Regions from separate parts of the Mus musculus genome. Here region 1 is linked to region 2. The links are chromatin loops, found by intact Hi-C in ENCODE. Cell type or tissue: left cerebral cortex. All regions are shown on one strand.

Region 1 (8,000 bases), 260 kb before region 2:
GAGACGACATTAGTCAGCTGCTTATAGTATAACCCTACAAGGTTTGACAGACAAATTGTGAAGTGCGCTTGCGCGCTAAAGCAATGGCACGGGGCGGAGGGAGGGTGTTACCGACAAACAGCGCGTCGCCGAAATAGCTCAGTTGGGAGAGCGTTAGACTGAAGATCTAAAGGTCCCTGGTTCGATCCCGGGTTTCGGCAAGTGTTTTTAACTCATTGATGAACCTGTCTTCCGTTTTTGAGATTTTTGATTCGTTTTGAACCACAGTCTTGAATTAGTCCAATCCAATGTTGAACTTTTACGTTCTATTTACATATTAGCAATCAGTCCTGCATTCTTCCAATTAATAGGTCTAAAGCCATTACTGACTATGAAATGTAAAAGTATCGGGGTGAATTGTTTACACACCTGTCAGACTAGCACCCCAGAGAAGCAGGAGGATGTGTACGAGGACAAGTTCTTCCTCTCAAAAAGCCAAAATTATTATTGTTGTTGGTAATGATGTTGTTAAGTAACTTTTTTTTTTTTTTCTTTTTTGGTTTTTCGAGACAGGGTTTCTCTGTATAGTCCTGGCTGTCCTGGAACTCACTCTGTAAACCAGGCTGGCCTTGAACTCAGAAATTCACCTGCCTCTGCCTCCCAAAGGTAACATTTTTTTAAAATGGCTCAGCAGAGCATTGGTTCCTCTTTCAAAAGAATGGGAATTCAATTCCCAGCATCCCATAACCTTCTAAAACTCCAATTCATGGGTCTCTGATGGCTCTTTTGATCTCTCCAGGCACCAGGCATGCATGCAGTCAAAACACCCACACATAAAATAATAAAGTAAAATGAATAAATGTAGGTGGTTAGTGAGCACTCTCTCCTATCACGCAGAAGACCCTGGTTCCACCTCGGCACCACATAAACAAGGCATGTGTGGCGTGCCTGTCATTCCAGCCCTGGGGAGGTTGAGGCAGGAGAGTTAGGAGTCCTTGGCTAGACAGCAAACTCAAGGCCAACCATGATAATGAGAATGATAAAGGTCTGAACTGGTTCAGTGGATAAAAGCAGTTGACTGCTGCTAGACCTGAGTTAGATCTCTAGATCCCACAAGGTGGCAGGAGAGAACTGGAGTCCGAAAGTTGTCCCAGGCATGGGTACCAATGGCTCATGCTGCACATTTGCATGAGCACACACACTCGCAGACACACACACACATGAGCACGCACACACACATTATCCCTGCCTCTTATTTCCAGAGCGCTTGGCTTGGCATTAAGGGATGGGAGGTGGCTGTCATTTGGTAGAAAGTCAGTAACGCCTGGGCAGGAGTCTCATTTTCCCCATTTGTAAACTGAATAGAATCATATACATGTAGCACTCTCTTCCACTAATTTCCACTTGTTCAGTGATTTATTTATTTTGGGGTGTGTGTGTGTGTGTGTGTGTGTGTTTTACAAGGCTGGGTATGGCTGGAGAGAACTATGGACTAGAGAAAAATAAACTTTTAGGTTTTTGTTTGTTCGTTTGCTCAATTTTGAGTCAGAGCTTCACTTTTTAACCCAGACTGGCCTCTGGCTTCAACCCTACCCTGCCCATCTAGAATTTTAGATTTACAGAAAACATAAAAAGTTGGTTCAGAGACAGCCGAAGTAGGCCACAGCCAGCTGAGCCATACTAGATATTAAATATTTCGTGTGTATGTGTGAGATCTACCGGTGCTAGAGCTCACCATTGTACATACGAGTCAGGTGTTCTGGGACTGAAACATCTCCCAACCACTGCCCTTCAGCGTGAAGGCAGCTTGTGTGCTGCTAGGATGCAGTGACCCACTTACCAGGGCTCCCCTAGGCTGGGCTTCCCCCACTTTCCCCTGCTGTCCTCACAGTGCCAGCTCTGCAAAGGTGTTGGAAACTCAACAGCTACAGTCCTGTGTGGACTGCAATCTGAGGGGGGTTTGATGAGGTCATGGGGTTCCCAGAATGGCATTAGTAGATGCTGTGTAAGAGGAAGAGCTGAGTATGGTGGCGAGCACCTGGAATTCTGACATTTGAAAGGCTGAAGCAAGCAGATCTGCATGAATTTGAAGCCTGCCTGGTCTTCATAGATCCGGACAGCCAAAGCTGCATATAGAGACCTTGTCTCAAGACAGAGGCAAAGAGACACACTGACTAAAGTAGGGTCCCTGTGGAGTTGAGGCCACTTTGTGTTACATAGTGTTTGGGACACATTTGGTACTAAACAGTGGGAGAGGCAGCCGGATAGCTCAGTATATCAGAGACACTTGCCACCAAGCCTGACTACCTAAGTTCCAACCACATAGGGAAAGATGTTCTCCAACCTACACACATACACACACACACACACATTCACACACAAGTTCGAACACCCATACCCACTCCCACACCCACTTGCCTTGCCCCTCCCACAACAAATACAGTACATTCTAGACAAGGGTGGGATATGGTTTGGTGGTGGGACATGAACACGATTTTGGTTCATTCTGAGCACTGCAAAAGTCCAGGCGAGTTCAGGGTCTTCAGCCTGATGATATTTATCCCATTGCCTCTGATGTAGTATCAACTAACTGCACCCCCCTCTTTTTTTAAAAGGTTTATTTATTTATTATATATAAGTACACTGTAGCTGTCTTCAGACACACCAGAAGAGGTCATCAGATCTCATTACAGATGGTTGTGAGCCACCATGTGGTTGCTGGGATTTGAATTCTGGACCTCTGGAAAAGCAGTCAGTGCTCTTAACCACTAGCCATCTCTCCAGCCCCTCAACTGCCCCCTCTTGATTACCCCCCATCTACAGACCATGGACGAGTACTCCTTGTCACCAGGCTCTGGGAAACATGCTCTAGCTGTGGCTTGAGGAGGATTGGTCAGTGTGTCTGGTTGCCTGACAGATGGACAGCAGTCAGGCAAACAGAGTAGTGCTCAGGCAGGAATCCAGAGCTTCAAGGACATCACAAGAACAGGTCAGGAGGGAATGAAAGGGCAGCTTGGGGCTTTGATAGCTGTGGGCAAGAAAGTTGGGGATGATGGAACAGGAAGAGATGAGGAGGAAGGGGAGGAGGGGTGGATGGGGAAGGACACTGCAGTGCAAGATAGAGAGGCAAGATGGACCTAGGGTCACTTCCCATTTTCATGGCGTGGCGCAGCACCTGGCACGGCACAAAAGATCCACAATCCACTCGCTAATGTGCCTGGGTCAGGACCTCTATGTCTCTGCTGCCCATCTGCTGCTTCTTGAGGAGTCTGAGTCTTTTTACCTTGTGGTGCCTGGGCTTCCAGTGAGACACGAGTTAAGGTCCCTGAGATACAGGTGGGAAAATACCACTAGATGGCACCAGGGAGCCGAGGGATTGTAGAGGTTTTTGGAGGGAAGGAATATCAACCGGCAGAAGAGGCCACAGGCTTATCTCCACCACAATGGGACAGGAGGAGAAAAGGCCTCTTGAATCCTAGCTGTGGGACACTGGGTAATGTCTAGGGAATGTGCCCACTTCAACTGGGACATTCCTGTCCTATAGGCTGGCCAGTGATGCACCTATCATCAACTATAGGGCCTTGGATACCCTAAAAGTGACCCATCTGGTGTCAGAGATCTGAGGCCCTGAGGGGCATGTGGGAGTCACAGAGGATGTGGGGGGCACTGACAAGACAGGGATGAGGGAATCATATCTGGTATCTCAGCCCCTCCAAATCAGCCAGATCATAACCCAAGGTGTAGAGAGAAATGTGGCCTCCAGACAAGTTGAAATACAGGCCATTGTCACCCACAGGATGCAGGGCTTTAAAGGGTGTTTAAGGTGCTGCTCTAGGGAGATGCTGCAGGCCCTGACTGAATTTGTGACCATTCTGTCTCCAAGATGGTCTGTGTATGGACCCCAGGTGGAAAGCAGGGTGTTGTTTGCCCCAGGCCCACCACACAGGGGAGTAGTGGGGCCAGGTGAAGTGCCACTCCCAGTGTGAGACAAGCCTGTCCTGGGGAGAAGCTACTCTTTTTTTTTTTTTTTTTTTTTTTTTAAAGATTTATTTATTTATTTATTATATGTAAGTACACTGTAGCTGTCTTCAGACACGCCAGAAGAGGGCGTCAGAGGAGAAGCTACTCTTAAGGCCACAGTCGGGCACAGCAGTGAAGACTGTAGCTACTGAGGAGGAACTTGCACTGGGTTTCTTGCGGTTCTGAAAAGCCTCTCACTCCCTGACAGAGCTGTACATGGACCAAGGGCAGACCCATTTCCCAGTGCCAACAAGAAGCTGAGTTCCTGGCATCAGGCCTCTTCTGGGCAGAAGGCCCTGACAGCAATATTCTGATACCTCAAATCCAGTGTCCCTTCCACGGGTGGTCCCTATGGATGGTAGGACAAGCTGCAGCCTGAACAAGGTCTCTGACCTGGTTCTCCGTGACCCCAATTTCAACAAAGATGGTAGAGAAATTTGAGTCGAGAGGCCACAGACAGTGCTGCTCAGCTGTGCCTGTCCTGACAGGCCACGTCTGTACTCACCTATCTCATACCATCCTGGCGCGATGTGCTGTCCGATGCAGGGGTCTAGGGTGATGCTTAATCATCCCCATCTCATTCTGGGATGGCCACAAGTGTCAAGGACACCCATGTGTTCCATATCCAGCAACCCAACACCTGGCTGAGTATCCTATGGGCTTTGCAGCTGGCTGGCATAGCTCAGCATAGGGCTGTCCACTGCTACTAGTGGCTTCACCCTCGCTCTGGGTGGACAGAGCTTCCACACAACCACGGTGAGATCGTGCATCCATGGCAACCATGCAGGAATCTGCCTTTTCTTATTGTCATCCCCACCATCCTCGGTCCAGAAGAGGTTTTTAGGTGGGGTGGTGGGGCCAGGCTAGAAGCCAGTGGCAGCCCTGCGTAATCAGTGCTTGGCTGGGGGCGCAGGGGAACAGAGAGCATGGGGTGGGGATGAACGCTGCTGGCCTGCCCGGCCTTGCAAGACTACAAGGAGCCCAGTGAACAAACATGTTCCCACCTCCCTAACATCTCCCACCTGCAAAGACTGTTCCTGCAAGAGTCCCCACTGCCTGCTCACCACACAGGAGAGGCAGAGAAGATTCCAGAAACTGGAGAGGAAATAAGCAGAACAATGAATGCCAGGGCAACATGTCAATGCTCTGGGAGTCACGTGTTCAGGTCAGTCTTTCCAGAAATGTCTGTAGGGCGGGCACACCAAGCAACATGGGACATAGAGCGCACATGCCAGCCACACTGTGCAATGACTATGACACATATGCATTCAAACGCATTTATAAACAAAATAATTAAAAAAAATAAAACCAGACATACACATGTATACACAAAAACACACAGAAACTTCCAGAAAGCAGCTGTTCATAGATGGCAGCAGGCATCTGATGGCATCTGATCTCCCAGACTTAGGCTGAAGACGTAGAACCCACGCACAGGTCAAAGTTCTCACACTCCTAGGCCTGGTGGAGGCCTCTGGCAGGTCACACCCAGTGCTGGCCGGCCAGGTGCAGACTGCGGCATCAGCGACGGCGTCGGTTCCTCTCCTCCAGGAGTTCATTGTCAAAGATTTCCTTTTCCCTTCAAGAAACAAGAGACTGCCCGTGAGAGGCACCAAGTGGGCACCAGCGACTCTAGAACAATCAGCAGTGGCATGGGCTGAGTGTGCATTTATGCATTGAAGGAAACAGGCCACGAAGAAGAAAGATGCTCTGCCATGGCAGAATAGCCAACAGCAATGCCGGCACCGATGGGGACACTGCAGTCTGGAAGCTTTCAGCTTTTAGGGCAATGGCATGGGGCAGAAAGAGCTGCTGACTGCCACACAAGATACAAAGACAGTAAATTTTATTGCACTGAATCTGGGGATGGAACAGAGGGCTCCATGCAGACAAGTACTCTGAGCACTGAGCACAGCCCCAGACTGATTTTTTTTATGTGTGTGACAAAGACTCACCTAGCCCAGGCTTGATCTTACATCCTTCTGCTTCACTTTGCCCAATCACCCTTGCTCTAAAGAATATTTCAGGAGCTGGACAAATGGCTCAGAGACTAGAACAACTTGCTGATCTTGCCCAGGACCCGAGTTCAGTTCCGATCACCCACCCCATCCCTAACTCCATTTCCAGGGCATCCAAGGCCCTCTTTTGACAGGCACCAGGCACACACAGGTATCCATGCACACACATGCACAATATGGAGGCCATAGGGTGACATCAAGCATGTCTCTCATTCTCCACCTTGGTTTTGGAAACGGGACTCCCACTCTGAACCTGGTATTTGCTGATTAGGGTGCTGACATTGAGCCCAGAATATCTACCCCTTCCCAGGACTGGAACTGGCACACACAACCATCCCCAGCCTTTCACAGCAGGCCTGGGGGCAGCAACACCCAGCACTCTGCTGACTGAGATAGCTTCTCCAGCCCAGACAGGCTTCTCCTCACCTCACAAGTGCTGGGATGAGAGCACTACAGTTATGTACTTAGCATGGAGCCCGTGACTGCTGAGAGCTGGGGACTGGACCGCAGCCTGAGGGTCTGTACAGAGGCCTTTGCTGCAATGTTATCTCAGGGTCAGAATCCTGCAAATGACAGGAGCTGATACTCTTGACCGAGTCAGTGGACGTCGCCACCTAATATGGCTGCCCTGGGTACCAGGAGGCCCTGTGCCAGTGGTCCCACCGTCCTCCTGGGGATGCCAACTTATTTTTAGAGGCAATGAACCCAGGATGAGGCTCTGGATGGAGACCCTATTTGTGACTGCAGTGGCATCCTCTGCCTGTCACTGCCCTGCCTGCCTCCCACTGAAGTCTGGCAGCATGCCCAGAGGTGGATTAGAGGCTCTGGGGCCACACATCTTAGGAGTGCTGTAGGCGACAGGACAGGCAGCTTCAACCCGCTGCCCTGCTGACGGCTACACTGCCTCTTAATCTAGCTCTGTGCTCTCTATCAGCCACACGGGAGCAGGCGGGGCAGAGCCCTTAATGCTGTTCACAAGGAGATTACAGGGGTCTTGGGCAGAGCACGCGACAGGGCCAGGACTGCAGAGGCGGCTGTGGCCCTGCCCTAGGGTCCTCCTGGCTTGCAGCCAGCCTAGCCCATAGCAGAACACAGCCTACAGACCTGGGCCTTTGTCCAGCCCTTGTCTGGAAAGAAGGCCCAGCTGACCCTACCACACCTGCGCACTGACACACAGCACTTGTACTACCTGTGGACAGGGGCTTGGCAGTCCTGTCACAACAGGGGACACAGCACAGCACACGGCCATGTGAGGACCTACCGGTAGCTAAGTGTGGGGCCACGAATGTACTTCTGCTCGGCTGTCTTGTAATCCACCGCCTCCACCGCGGAAATGGCACAGATGATTGCCTGCGGAAGAATGAGGGTCAGGCCATGGCTCAGTGAACAAAAAGCTAACCTGACATGTATGAGGCCTTGGGCTCCATTTCCAGTGTTAGGAGCTGGTCATGGTCAAAACCACCCAGTTTTTTTTTTTTTTTGTTTTGTTTTTGTTTTGTTTTTTTCGAGACAGGGTTTCTCTGTTTAGCCCTGGCTGTCCTGGAACTCACTTTGTAGACCAGGCTGGCCTCAAACTCAGAAATCCGCCTGCCTCTGCCTCCAGAGTCCTGGGATTAAAGGCATGCGCCACCACGCCCGGCGAAAACCACCCAGTTTTAAAGTTACACACAGTAGTAGTTACAGTGACTTGAGGGGTCAGGTGTGGTGGTGAGAACTGTCCCAAGTCCTTAGGAGTCTGAGACGAGAGCGTGCCCAGTTTCAGGCCAGCCCGAGACACCATGAGCACACAGCGTACCACTGTTTCCTTTTCCGATTCATGTGAGCATGTCCCACCCACAGCAACACGGGGACAGACAGGCACAGGCTGGCAGCTTCTTCCTGGAAGCCTCAGCAGGGAGACTGTCCAGGCCCTGCTGGTGCTGAGCATGAGGATGTGGGGCACCCACCTCGGGCAGCAGCACATCCAAGATGAAGCGAATGCGG
Region 2 (8,000 bases):
AGGCCCGACCTACATACTCAACTTCCCACCGATGCGCCGCGCTGGGAGCCGCACCACGCTGGGAGCCCCCCGGCGGGCGCTCCCTCTACAGATTTCTCTCATGTTCTCAAGGCAGCAGGAGAGCTGCCCTGTGTGGGCAGTGAAAAAAAAACTCAACTCTCCTGGCCTCAGTTTCCCCATCTCTTTCTTTCCTTCCTTTCATTTTTTCTTTCTTTCTTTCTTTCTTTCTTTCTTTCTTTTTTTTTGGGGGGGGGTTCTCTGCTCTCACTCTCTATATAGACCAGGTCAGAGATTCACACAGGATTAAAGGAGTGCAGTATTCTTTTTTTTTTTTTTTTAATCTTTACTTTATGTGTCTGTGTGAGGGTGTGAGATTTTGGAGTCACAGTGCTGCTGGGTCCTTCAAAAGGGCAATCAGTGCTCCCATCCATCTCTCCATCCGCCAGTCCCCCGGCCCCCCCCCCCCCGGTTTTTCGAGACAGGGTTTCTCTGTGTAGCCCTGGCTGTCCTGGAGCTCACTTTGTAGACCACTAGCCTACGACTCAGAAAACTGCCTGCCTCTGCCTCCCGAGTGCTGGGATTAAAGGCGTGCGCCACCATGCCCGGCAGTTTCCTATATGGACTGGTTTGTGTAAGAGTTCGCTGTCAGGCGCTCCCTCTCCCCTTCCTGTCTTTTAAAATCCTTCGAAGTGGGATTAGCTGGGTGCAGGGGCAGTCGGGGCAGCTGTTCCCACAGGAAAAAGCAAGGACAGCCCAGAGGGGAACAGGGGTCGGCCAGGGACGCCAAGCATGCCTGGTCCAGCTGTGCCACGTCCCTAGCCACTCTGAGGACCAAGGAGGAGGGCAGGGGCTCAGTCCCGCCCGCTGCGGCCACCTCCCTCCCCACTGCCCTTCAGCGCATTCCTGCCCGCAGGCCACAAACTACCAGGAATGCGGTGGCCTCCCGGGTCTAAATCAAGACCAGCTGTTCCCCAGTGGCCAGGCTCCTCAACTGGACCGAACAAAGTCCCACGGGATATGGGCCAGCTAGGGGGGTAAACTGAGGCACATAGGTCAGGCAGAAAAGTCTCCGGATCCCCCCTCCCAGTGGACGATGCAACCCTTCTGTGACCCCTGCAGGCTACTGGGGGGGGGGGGTCCACTTCCCAGCTCCACAGTTGGAGGGGATCTGAGAGCTCATCCCCTGAGCAAGTGCTGACCTGTCCCTGGCCCCACCCAGCTCCTAAAACTCTATCCTTAGGGCTGTCCTGACTCTTTCTTTCACTTTCTCTGTTCCAGGGAGATGTCCAGTCTGTCCAGGAAGAATTGGGCAGGGTCGTCAGAATGCTGTGTGTCTCTGGGGAGCTAGAGCAACCTCTCTGAGCCCAGGGTGGGAAGTGAAATAGCAACTTGTCTCTAGCAGGCTGAGGATAGCACATGGGTGGCATGAGGTAGGTATGCCTCTCGTGTCACTTGTAGGGACCTGGCAGGTGCCAGTCGGAGGTGGGTCCGACTGGTAGCTTCAGCGTGCCTAGGCAGGTTGCTTGGCTTTAGCTGACTGTGAAACTTGCATTCCCAGGTGCCAGGTGTGTGCGTGTGGTTGGCGGATCTATCTAGAAGGTTTCAGGATGTCAGGCCTGAGCCCCCTAAGTCTGGGATCAGTGTCTCCCTCATCAGCTCAGGACACCTTGCTGTATGGCTCCCCAGATGTCCCTCCGAAACTGGTGACTTCAGTGTTCTCCTGCATTTGCGGTTCCTCTCAGTGAGCCCTTTCCCAGGTGTGTGTGGGAGTCCTGGAACGGACCACACCCTGTTAAGAAGGCCACCGGCCCCGCCCCCTTCCCTGTCCCCAACTTAAGTGGCTTAGATGAAACGGAAGTTTCGACAGGTAATGAAGATGGGGCCTCAGGGGGCACTCTCAGACGCCCGGATCGCTCGTGTGCTCGCTTTCTCTCTCCCGGACCTTAACTTTCTTACATCCTGCAAGGGGCACAGAGTGCAGGAAGCCCGGGGCGCCGGGGACTGAGAGGTCCAGGGGCGGGGCTGGAGGTGACATTCAGGATGCGGATAAAATGGGTCCCCAGCCTCCCAGACGCCACAGCTTCCCACAGCACCCCAGACCCTCCGGATATCAGGGTAAAGCAAAGCCCAGCTGTCCCGGCTCATGCATCGGTCGCGCGTTCGAGGCTGGCGAGCCCCGCTCCCATTGGTCGTGCGTTCGAGGCTGGCAAGCCCCGCAACCCACTCACCCGGTTCTTGACCTCGGCCGAGAGCCCGTAGGACGGGCCCTTGTTGAACTGCGTGGAGCTCATGGCGCGGGACCCCGGAGCGGGACAGGAGGACCAGCGGGACCGGCAGAGGGTCGGGCTGCGGGCGGACGGCCCGGGACGGGGCTGAGCGCCGCCCCCGCCGCCGATTGGCTGGCAGAGCAAATGTCCTTATAAGGCGTGGAAGCGCCGAATTCCTGTGGCCGCGACTTCCTGAGCCCCCCTCGGCCGCCGGGACCCCCGCCCGCCGGAGCCACCCTAGCATCCCGGCCGATCAGGAGGGGCCCGCCGTCCCGTTTGTAGTTGCGGGAAACTGAGGCAGCGAAGGGCGTGGGCTTCCGACCTGGGCCAGAAGTCAGTTTACTCCTCCTGTATCATAGTGAGAGACAGAAAACTGTTCGGTGGGACCCTAAATCCTAAAATCTGGCTAGAAACCTTCTCTGCCACTACCGGCACTTACCAGAATCTTGCTCCCTCTCCAAACATCTCAGTGGGAAGGGGCAGGGGCGGCATAGACAGGATTCTCGAGGGGAGCTTCTCAGAGAAGGAGGCCTCGGGAGCTGGAGCACTGATGGATGAGTTTTTCAGTCCAAAGGGAAAAGGCTTTCTGCTAGAACACCAAGTGCAAAATATGGAGGGTGGGAGAAGGCGATCGGTTGGAGGTCGGGGTGGGGCTCCCAGAAGGGCTGAGGGTTGCTGGCTGACTGTGTGAGGGTGGAGTGGCTGAGGATGATATCCTTTCAGTAAGTGCCTGAGCTCAACCTGAGTCTGTAGATGGATCAAGTTGATTCCTGAGGGGCTGGTCCTGCCCCACGGAACACAGGCAGACAGATGCTGGGAGTCTCAGGGCTTGACAGAGAGGCCTTGGCCATAGGACGGAAGCATAGTTTTTTCGAGACAGGATTTCTCTGGAACTCACTCTGTAGATCAGGCTGGCCTCGAACTCAGAAATTCACCTGCCTCTGCCTCCCAAGTGCTGGGATTAAAGGCGTGCGCCACCACGCCCAGTGGTTGGATACTTCTAAAGGGTGGCTTTCTTCCCACCTCTCTGGGTTTCTGTGATTTAGACAAATCCTTCCTCTCTGGGCTCTGCTGGAGTTTTTGAATTTGTACAGTGGAGCACCGGACTCCAGATGGTCCCAAACTGTGGACAACACAGGTTCCTGTGACCAGGCAGGAAGCCCCAGGTGTCGGGACACTGAAGACCTTTTTGGAATAGTTAAAGAAAGCACTTGTCAAGAGCGGCCATGCTGTGTGGGGTGCACACAGGCTTAGCAGGGTATCAGGGCATCCAGGCCACTGTGCTGAGCACTGAGACAGCAACTGCAGGTGCCACAACCAGGTTCTCTGCAAGAGCAGCTATTTCCCCAGACCTGAGCCATCTCCCCAGCCCACCCTCCTCGCCTCCTTTCTTCTCCATCTGCAGCGCACCTGTATCCACATACACAGCCCTCACACACACCCCCAGTGTTCACAGCCTTCTGTGACTCCAGCTTCAGGGGACCCGACGCCCCCATCTGGCCGCTGTAGGCACTGCATGCGCGTCGTGCGCAGACAGGCACTCAAAAAAAAAAAAAATGAGTAGATGAGTCCAACTTCCCTCATTTTCTTAACAGGGGCTGAAATTTGAACAAAACACTGTGTATGCTGTGAAGTATAGCCACATCTCTGCTCCCGCCCAGCAGCAAGGCCAGCCACTCCCTCCTTCTGTCCCGCCCCTGAGCTCAGAAGAGCTTTCTGAGCTTTGAAGTGGTTGAGAAATAAGAACAAATAAGGAAAACTATTCCATGCCGAGAGGACTGTGTGCCACATTCAAACCCTGGCCCTGCTGCTTTGTGACTTACAATCCCAGAAACAAAACCCCAAACACCCCAGATCCCAAGATTCTGGATTTCTAGCAGCTTAGTGTATTAGAACTCTGTCCTGAGATCGAAAATGAATGGAATTTAACATTCCATGTAGCTGGGTGGTGGTGGCACGTCTTTAGTCCCACCCAGCACTCTTGAGGTTCTCTGTGAGTTCGACTCCAGTCTGCTCTACAGAGTGAGTTCCAGGACAGCCAGGGCTACACAGAGAAACCCTGTATTGAAAAACAAACAAAAATCCTCCTTCCCCATTTCACTGTGTGACACTAATTATCAGCTCTCTCTGAACTCCAGGCTCCTTGTCTGAAAATCAGATGAGTTAATATTTGCAAACTCCTCTTGGGGCGGCTGATATAGATGTCAAAAATCTTAAGAATTCTGGCCCTAGCTGCTGGAAGCTGGCTGGGCCCCAGGATGACTCTCCCTGCCAGGGTCACACCTTCCGGGGGACAGACCATCTCTGCAGTGCCTGGGATCTGGGTGGTAGTGCTTCTGCTGTGGGTGTGGTGACCATGCCCTTGAGATCACCACTCCGGAGGCAGAGAGAGGCAAGAGGATCACTGTGAATATAAGGCCAGGCTGCTCTACAGAGCAAGTTCCAGAACAGCCAAGGAAAGACCACAAACTCAAAAAGTAAATAAAGTAAAATCCCATCTCTCAGTCAAGCCTTGCTTGCTCTGGTCGTGAGCGATATGACTGACTGACGTGTTGGCCTGTGCTGGAGGGAACCCCATTGCTTCTCCACGAAGGTCAGGCTAGGTTTTTCTAAAGCTCGGGTCACCCAGGGACGTTTCCTATTTTCAAACAAGTGACAAGTGTATTCCATAATAGTTTCAAGACTGGTACATTTATTAGGTGCCTACTGTGTTGCAAGGTGCTCTGGGTAACAGCAGACGGTGACTCTGGGGTATCTGAAAGCTAGGAGGGAGGGGTTCCCTTCGCTCAGCCGGTAAAGCGCCCCGCCCTTTTCCTGGCCGCCCAGTCCGGATGCAGAAATTCTCATCTTGTTCCATCATACAGATGCTCCTAGTCCTTCCTTCAAGCTGGAGGTATATAGAAGGCGCACAACGTTAGGGCACGGTGCATACAGAGACAGCTCTGCTGCGTCCTAAAAACAGACAGCTTCCTTCGAGTGCGCAGTAACCGGTCAATAAATGCCCTTGTTCAGGCAAATTGTACGGGAATGTGGCAGCTATAGTAGAAAAGGAGACTTCAAAGGGTCAATTGCGTTATTTTGAGATGAAACAAAATATGGAACGCTTCACGAATTTGCGTGTCATCCTTGCGCAGGGGCCATGCTAATCTTCTCTGTATCGTTCCAATTTTAGTATATGTGCTGCCGAAGCGAGCACAAGCGACGGTTTTTTGCCTCAGGTATTTAAAGGCAGAGAAGCAAATTACTTTTCACATACAGTAATTATGATTTTTTTTTGTTTTTGTTTGGATAAAGTAACGTTTTCACATGTCAAAAAGAAAGGCTACCACTCATAACACCGCTCAGAATAATTATCTATCCGCGTGAAAGCTCACATTTAACTAATTAATATAGCTGTCTGGGAGAAGCTTGTGCCAGCGAAGCCTTCTGGGAAGTCATATGCAAATTAGACAGGCACTACGAGGCTCCGCCCCTCAGTGGTAGCCGGATCAGCGCGGAATCCGTGATACTGGTGCGATGGTGAAACTGTCTGCTAGTAAACTATCCATGGAATTTCGCCCTTCAGCGCTGCGGCCGCCAATGAAAACATTATGCTAATGAGCAGTTAGGAAGCCCTGCCTCCCAGGGCAGGGTGGGTAATGAGTCCTCAGCAGACCCCGCCCCTAAGTGAGGCTGTGGCCAGAGTGAAGCCCTATGTAAATAGGCCTTACTAAGTGCGTCTCCGCCCCCTCTAATTCTCCGCCAATAGGAAACCATATACAAATACGACGGGCAACGTCGCCCCGCCCGCAGGTGGATGCAAATGTTTTAGCTTGTTTCTGAGACCACGCCCCACAGATCGCCCACCGCTAACCTGGATCCCTCCACAAACCAAACGAATTACACCCGACACTGCCGCTCAATGCTTAAGATAGAGCTCTGGGCTAAAGACATGGCTAAGAGCACTGACGCCTCTTCCAGAGATCTTGAGTTGAAGTTCCAGCCTCCGTTATGGTGGCTCACAACTCCTTTCTGGTGTATCTGATGCCCTCTTCTGGTGAGACTGAAGACAGCGACAGTGTACTCACATATATAAAGATAAAGCTCAATGCAAATGAATCGTGACACACGACTCCACCCCAGGCCGTGCCACAGTATGTGGGAGTGAATATATGCAAACAAACGGGGCTGCTCTTTAATGCACTCCGTGTAGCCCCTGCAAATTGCAAGCTCACTGCAAACGAGACCGGACAAAGCTTGAAGGAGCACTAGGAAAATAAACTGAACTCCATGGTACTCTGCCCTTTAGCGCTGAGGCGACCCGCATGAAATGTGTAAAGTCAGGCTCCGCCCACTACTCGTGGTGCCCGCCTTTCGGCCCTGAAGCCCGGCCTCCTCGGGCGGCCGCGGCGATCCCAGCGTGCCCCGCGCACGGGCGGCGCTCTGGCCCGGCGCTCTCGCCGGCGTCGCGGGCCGGACGGACGCGAGCAAAGGGGCAGGCGGCGGCGGCGGCCGGGGGCGGCGGGGGGGATCCGGCGGCCGGGACGCGGCGGGGGTCAGCCGGCGGCCGCCGGGGTGACGCGGGGCGGTGATGTCGGAGCACGCGGCAGCCCCAGGGCCCGGGCCCAACGGCGGCGGGGGTGGTGGCGCGGCGCCCGTGCGCGGCCCTCGCGGCCCCAATCTCAACCCCAACCCGCTCATCAACGTGCGCGACCGGCTCTTCCACGCTCTCTTCTTCAAGATGGCCGTCACCTACTCACGCCTCTTCCCACCTGCTTTCCGCCGCCTCTTTGAATTCTTCGTTCTGCTCAAGGTGACCTCTGACCCCTGACCTCTGACCCCTGACCCCAGCTGTCATCCGCTCGCCCACCCCCGGCAACTTTACCACTTGGCTCCTGACGCCTGGATACCCTGATACCACTCTTACAGATGCTATCTCTGGTCCTCACTTCCTCAGCTCTCAGGCCCCGCCTCCTGCCCTTTGGCCTCAGTCTGCCACTTGGGAGCCTAGGCCCCAAATTTTTCCACTCAAGACCAGAGCCCAGTGTCCTCTTGGAGTAGGATTTTGGACTCGAGGTCCACCTTCCCACCTGTCACTCCCATCCTGTCCTGCACCTCCACTGAGAACAATATGGTCATTTCCATTCCATTCCTGACTTTCCACTGTAGACCACCTCCTGTGCTGGAGGCCCTGTCCCGCCTGTCATTTCTATTCTACCCTGATTCTCTCAGTCCAGTCTCTACTAGTCAGTCCCATTCCAGCACACCCTGAACCAACCCCCTGGGGACAGCCCCCTACCCCCCAGTGTCACTGCTCAAATTTTCTGTTACTTCACTGTTTTCAGACTCTTGCCAGGTTTTCTGTGGCTTTGGGTGAGGTCATCTCACTAGGGTCAGCCACAGAGTCACAGCCAGATTGGCCAGGGACCTCTACAGCCAGCACCTGCCCTGGCTGTGTCTTCTTCATGTGCTCCCGGGAGATCCCGGTTCTCGGTCACAAAGGCTACTCGAGGGATGGCACCAGGCTCTCTCTGAGGAGCTGCCTGGGCCTTCTGGTGTTGGGGTCATGGCTTGGTGGCTGGCATGCTGATATTGGAGGGCATTGGTGAGTTTGGGACTCACTCCTGGTGCTTCTCAGAACTGAGCGTTCGGGGGTTTCATAGGTAGATCTAGCTTGAGCTCAAGACAGCTGTGGGCATCCCCTCAGGCCCCAGTTCATTGGCTGCAGATGAGCCCATGCTCCATCTTCCTTCC

What was found. A loop is a pair of places that touch in the nucleus more often than their neighbours do. Peaks named below come from ENCODE experiments on the same cell type or tissue, not always from the same donor. Only the 100,000 strongest peaks of a DNase experiment are listed, where the experiment ranks them.
Region 1: it touches region 2 in a loop (2.0-fold over the local background); 4 of 42 quality-filtered maps call a loop at or near these places.

The regions. Positions count from the first base shown.
Region 1 is chr10:80,241,164-80,249,163 of GRCm38, reverse strand. It overlaps Pwwp3a (PWWP domain containing 3A, DNA repair factor), which reads right to left. Exons shown (of 14, transcript NM_023431.5): 12 at 7,964-8,000; 13 at 7,279-7,367; 14 at 4,020-5,578. The coding sequence ends at 5,521. It overlaps n-TFgaa3 (a tRNA gene), which reads left to right and starts at 128; the gene lies at 128-200. It overlaps n-TNgtt7 (a tRNA gene), which reads right to left and starts at 5; the gene lies at 1-5. It also overlaps a transcript of Ndufs7 not described here. In left cerebral cortex, CTCF peaks have their summits at 1,091 (motif pointing right), 3,337 (motif pointing right) and 4,092 (motif pointing right); DNase peaks (open chromatin) are centred at 1,107, 3,334 and 4,143; H3K4me3 peaks cover 391 bases; H3K27ac peaks cover 32 bases.
Region 2 is chr10:79,982,969-79,990,968 of GRCm38, reverse strand. Tmem259 (transmembrane protein 259) reads left to right here and starts at 6,709. Exons shown (of 11, transcript NM_001003949.4): 1 at 6,709-7,059. The coding sequence starts at 6,838. It overlaps Cnn2 (calponin 2), which reads right to left and starts at 2,369. Exons shown (of 7, transcript NM_007725.2): 1 at 2,229-2,369. The coding sequence starts at 2,291. Gm26243 (a small nuclear RNA gene) reads right to left here and starts at 5,463; the gene lies at 5,357-5,463. In left cerebral cortex, CTCF peaks have their summits at 3,764 (motif pointing left) and 6,303 (motif pointing left); DNase peaks (open chromatin) are centred at 5,946, 6,288, 6,586, 7,101 and 2 more places; H3K4me3 peaks cover 4,573 bases; H3K27ac peaks cover 4,935 bases.